Regions from separate parts of the Mus musculus genome. Here region 1 is linked to region 2. Evidence: chromatin loops called from intact Hi-C (ENCODE). Cell type or tissue: gastrocnemius. All regions are shown on one strand. Links, peaks and the distances in the headings refer to the core of each region. The heading gives the core; the rest is flanking DNA.

Evidence for each region. Peaks named below come from ENCODE experiments on the same cell type or tissue, not always from the same donor. Only the 100,000 strongest peaks of a DNase experiment are listed, where the experiment ranks them.
Region 1: it touches region 2 in a loop (5-fold over the local background); 4 of 42 quality-filtered maps call a loop at or near these places.

Annotation. Positions count from the first base shown.
Region 1 is chr1:80,179,920-80,182,843 of GRCm38, forward strand. No RefSeq gene overlaps it. Among named protein-coding and RNA genes, the nearest start is that of 2310015K22Rik, 27 kb to the right of the region's middle. In gastrocnemius, for the core only: CTCF peaks have their summits at 445 (motif pointing left) and 1,278 (motif pointing right); DNase peaks (open chromatin) are centred at 420 and 1,290.
Region 2 is chr1:81,285,871-81,288,794 of GRCm38, forward strand. The region is part of intron 5 of Nyap2 (neuronal tyrosine-phophorylated phosphoinositide 3-kinase adaptor 2); the gene reads left to right. Among named protein-coding and RNA genes, the nearest start is that of Nyap2, 210 kb to the left of the region's middle. In gastrocnemius, for the core only: a CTCF peak has its summit at 1,491 (motif pointing left); a DNase peak (open chromatin) is centred at 1,308.

The sequences.
Region 1 (2,924 bases), core at 99-2,598, 1.1 Mb before region 2:
CTCCTATGTTGAATATGAACTTTTCATAAAGTACATGAAAATGGATGAAGAGCTGTAGAAGGGAGGGAGATGACAGGAGAGGGTGTGGGCTATCAAGTATCAAAGCGCCTTATATGTATGAAATCTTACAATGGAACTCACTATTCGGTACGCTAATTCTAAACGGGGAGATGTCATGGGTGCTGAAGATGACGGTGACAAAAAGGTCAAAATAGGAACTGCAAAAGATCAAGAATATTATAAGGACAACCTATTAGCAAAATATTGTCATGGAAGCCTTTAAAGTATGTTGTCATTACGGAGGCGATGCCACAACTAGTGACAGAAACCAATCAGGAACTGGAGAGAAGGGCCGGTGATTGAGAGCCCCTGATGCTCACAGGATCCAAAATCAGCTGCTCATAACTGCCTGGGACTCCGCTCCAGAGGATCTGTCGCCCTCTTCTGGCCTCTATAGATATTGCATCTATGTGCATGTACCAACAGAGACACACACAAAGAACTGAAAATATAAAACGAAATTTAAAAGTTAAAACCTTCCGTGAGAGTTGCATAGAGGTTAGTAAACCTTATAATCTTGGATTTTCCTGTTTTGGGAATCAAAGATACTTTATGACGAAAAGAAAAAGTGAGAATGTACTCAAAGAATATTACACATTTGCATGAAAGCAGCTTTATGTAGCCACGTAGAATAAAATTAATCTTTAAAATGAAGAGCTTTAAAATGTTTACATTAGTTTAGATCAATGAAAATTTGTGGGTGTTTTTAAAATCAGCCTTTGTTTGTATTTCCAATGGTTGGGAGTGTTCTCTCTAGACAAAGTTTTCAAAGTAGGCAGCCCGATTTCATAATGATCTCTTCGGCCCTGTCCCAAATTCGCTGCGGCAAAATTAGAGGTACCTATGCTGTCCTCTTGACAGTTAACACAAAGGAATTTAAAATATTTATCTGGGAAATGATATCTTATCACAGAGGCCTTAACAGCCTGAGTCCTTCCTAGTCCATCTACCCTAGCTAATTTTGGTAGAGAGACGGAAGCTACTGAATTTAGCCCACCTGGGAATAGACGTGGGCTGGAGAAACCTCAGCTTTTAACGGCTCTGGATAGATCCTTTCTTTGCCCTTTGGAAAATTAAATTTGTGTTTTGTAATTTTCAAAAGTTTTTATAAATATGCGTAAAAAGCAAAGCACCCCCCAAAAAAAGAACGAGTCAAAAGCAAACAAAAAGGAATCCATAATTACATCCAATCTCAGAATGAAAACACTTCCATTTCTTCCCACAAGGTGGCGATAGGATCCCGCTCATTTACTACAAATGCTGCGCACAGCTCTCCAGGCACCTGTGACTACAGAATGAAAAAGAGAGAATGTGTCCTGCTGACTTTAACACCTTTTCCCTGGAAAGGTCAAGACATTTTTCAACGAAATAGAATCCGCTGAATTAGTATTTTCTGAACTCTGCTCTACAGGAAGTCCATGGATTCTTGATTTTTTTTTTAATGCTTTAATCTAAATATAAAAATTACATCAATTCCCTCTCTCCTCACTCCTCCAATACCTCACATTGATGGCCTTCTTTTCTGTTGTTGTTGTTGTTGTTGTTGTTGTTACATATATGCTTGGATATATGAATGACACCTGCTGAGTCCACTTAGTATAGCTTGTGTTTATATGATTTCAGTAATCATTTTGTATTGGATAACCAGGGAACTCACCCTGTTAAGAACCAGTCATCCCTCTTTGTAGCTGCCTATAGTCATTTGACGCCCCCCCCCCCACCAGGTCCCCTCCTTCCATGAAATCATGTCTATCTGCCGTTTTTCATTGTCCAGGTCTTCTTTCAGCAGCCTGGTATATCGTTGAGGTACCAAGAGTGTAACTTTCCTGTCATTTCTCTGAGACCCAATATAGACGAACAACCCCCCCTGGACTGGATGTGAGGAACTTCTGTTTGAGTTGTTGGTTAGGACAGTCCAAGTGACTCCCAAAGAAATATAGGCAGTTGCTCTTGCCCTCGGTTGCCTCTCAGAGGTTGAAGGTACTTCCCTGTTGCCGAAGACACCAACACTTCAGATATAGGACTCTGAATATTCCATCCAGATCTAACTTGAAAGCTCGCTTCCTGCAGCATAACTCTCATAATGCCAGCAGGTGCTATGTAAGCTGTCAATAGGTCTGTCCAGCTCTGATGCCCATGAACCACAACAATAGCCAGTACGGCAAGACATACCCCAAGTGGCACATATCTTGGAAACAGTCAAAAGCTGTCTAATTGGACTTAAAGCCAATAGGAAGGAAATCATGACTGATACTAGAAATCTAACCAACTCCTCAGTGTAAGCAAGCCCTTGCGTCTTAGAATAGGACCTACTTCTACCATTTTACAAGATTCTTGTTCATATATATATACATATATACATGTATATGTATATATATATATGTGTATATATATATATATCAGAATAATCTTGTTACTTTAGGCAACTATCACTGGATTAACCCCTAGGTTGGTCATTGTCCTGATATCAGGCTATGTTGACTTTGACAACCCCAGTAATAAGTCATAATCTTGGTATTATGCCAGAAGTGACGAGTCTGGCATTGGCTTCTTTGTAACAAAGGACTTCATATAATTGGGGTTGTAAAGACCTGATACAGTGGCCTTGTTCCCCTCTTGTCCATGTTGGGGTCTACACAGCCAACACATGAGACTGTGGGGGTACTTACCATACTGAAACCACCGCAGAGAAATATACTAGTATTAAAACAATAATCTTTGGCCTTGGTGGTCTTGTCACCACTTTTAAGAATCAACTACATGTTCCACAGTAATACAGTATATTACAGAAGAGGCTGTGGTTGGTGCAGAAGGTCTGAGAAGAGTCACTTTAAGGAAGAATTCTCTCTACTGCTGGTAGACAT
Region 2 (2,924 bases), core at 269-2,768:
ACATTGTACAGGGGCTAAAAGGAGGTCAGAGAGGCAGCCCATAGCCTGTGTTTGTGATTTGACTCTTACCTTAAAATGTCAGGAAGCCATTTATAGATTTTTAAACCCAGGACTTATGTAATCAAGAGGAGCCTATAATTTATCATCCTCCTAGACCAAGAACAACAGAATTATGGAGATAAATCTGCTGTCCCAAATGGCATGCCTTATAAAACCAAAGGAGAAATGTTTTCTTTGCTCTTTGGTCCACACAATCTTTGTTTCTGTCACTAAGTGAAAGATGCTTGTGGCTGACTGTGTTGTGTTACCATATCATGTTAATTCTTGAAAGCTTGAGCAGCCTGCTCATGCATGTGTGTTGGTTGTTTACCGAAATACAAAACAAGAAAACGATATATACTTGGATGAGTATTGACTCTTCCCACACATCTGTAGGAACTGCACACATCTGTAAAAACCGCAGGTCCTGGGGTGATGAGAAGGTGGCTTATGGCATCTAGGAGCTCATTCTTGCTTTTCCAGGGGCTGACAGTAAAAGCAGCATTTAATAAACTGGGACACACATCTTTGTTTTCTAATAGTTTTATGTAATTTCCTTTAAGCTATTATATTCATACTCCAACTTTGGGGGGAAGTAAGGTGCTAATTACAGCTGCAGTAGAGCAGTCTGAAGTCCAAGAACTGGGTGATATTGACTTCTCTCTGTGCTTGCCTATGAGAGAGTACCTGCCCATGAAGCCAGTCTTACCTCATCTGTTTTATAATATCAACCAGCTACTCACCACATTCTCCCCCTCTTTGTTCTCCCTTCCCTTCTTTTCCTCCCTCCTCTTCCTGTCTTCCTTCCTGTCTCCTTCCCTCCTTCTCTCTCTGATAGTAAACATTAACAAATGGAGGTAATTCCGTTTTATAAATGTGAATGATAAAGTAATTCATCACACATATTATTTTGTATGCATATATTTTGCATAAACTTGATTTCCAATTTAAAACACACACACACACACACACATACAATGTGATGTTGTATAATACAGTGATACTTTGAACACTACAGAAAAAATTGCAATTTGGTCATAATTTCATTCTTGAAAAAAAACAAAAACAAAAAAAACAAAAAAACCCTGTATTTCCAGCTAATCTTAGTTGGGTCTCTTGAGAATTAACCAGCCATAGATAGTTCATCAGCTGATTCAGAGGGTAGTTCTTTTTTATTTGTCTCAGTAAAATATCAGAGCTGCCCAAGAACCTTGAAGGCAGTGTGCTGGCACATGATTCCACCCCAACCCTCTGGGGATGCCCTTTATGATAATGCTCCTATTGGCAGCCCTTGGCTATCCTTGGACAGGGCCCATGGGTACACTACACCAACACCACTCACAAAGAACACTCTTGCTGTTTCTTTGAAAATCCATAGAAGACATTACTTACTATAGCAGAAGGCTCAGTCTGACTTGTGTTAAGGCTTTTGAGACTAGTGCAGGAAGCTTGTTTTTACTGCCATCTACTGTTACCAGAGAGGAACTACAAACTCCAAATCAACTTTCCCTCCTTCCCTCCCTCCCTGCCCCTCTCCCCTGAGTGCTCTAGCTCTTGCTGTCTCACCCTCTCCCTCCTTCAATGGGAAGACTTCATTTTAAAGAAAGATTGGAGACTTTTAAAGAATGGAGAAATTTCAATTTTATAAATATGAACTATAAAACAGATTTTACATTCACCTCCTTTGAAATATGGTTTAAAATAATTTGTTTCATATTGTATTAGCTACAGTCCTCTGCTCTACCAACTGAGCTATTGAAGGCTCTGGCTGGCTAGATGGCTCAGCGGATAAGAGCACTGACTGCTCTCCCGAAGGTCCTGAGTTCAAATCCCAGCAACTGCATTGTGGCTCACAACCATCTGTAAGAGATCTGATGCCCTCACTGTACTCATATACGTAAAATAAATGAATAAATCTTTAAAAAATAAGTTGTTTCATAAATACTCAATTAGTTTTTATCAGAAACCAGTGGTGACCATGCTAGAGTTAAACATCTGAAGGAACTCCAGCCACAGATAGGTAGTTAATGAGGAAAGAATATTTAAGTGGCCTTTTTCTTAACTGTGTATACTCCTCTTCAGTACCCTTCTCAAAGTCAGTAAACAGTAGTATTTGGAAGGGTAGTTGCAATGGTTTTTCATATCAATAAACTCACCATAATGTTGTCATATTAAATGCCATCTTTTTCTCTTGGTCTGCAGAGCACTACTTCCACTTACCATGATTTATAACCTATGTACATAGCAAGCATCAATTCTCTAAGAAGGTCCTAAGTGCAGTTCTGCCATATACTGAGGCATCCCATTATAAAATCAATATATTACATCCACTAATACCGACACTGATCTCAAGAAAAGCCTCCAAATGCTGTTTTTTTCTCGAGCTCATGGTGATAGATCCATGTATTCAGAATTAATTTTTGCCTGAATGTGCAATTTACTACTATCATTGCGACAATAGACAATGCCAGATACCTTTTTGAACCAATGGAATCGCTGCATTAATTTTCAAGAAAATATTTGTCACTTACACAAGCCTGTGGGGCAGAAAACAAAGCATCATGGGACAGTTTGGTACCTCTGCTATGATGGGCTTAAGTAACAGTGGGTTTGAGCATTACTTTGGGGGTTTTGATACATTGCTGGTGGAATTGCAAGCTGGCACAACCACTCTGAAAGTCAGTCTGGCAGTTCCTCAGAAAATTGGGCATAGTACTACCTAAAGATCCAGCAATACCTCTCCTGGGCATATACCCAGATGATGCTCCAACATGTAATAAGGACACATGTTCCACTACATTCATAGCAGACATATTTATAATACCAAGAAGCTGGAAAGAACCCAGATGTCCCTCAACAAAGGAATAGATACAGAAAATGTGATA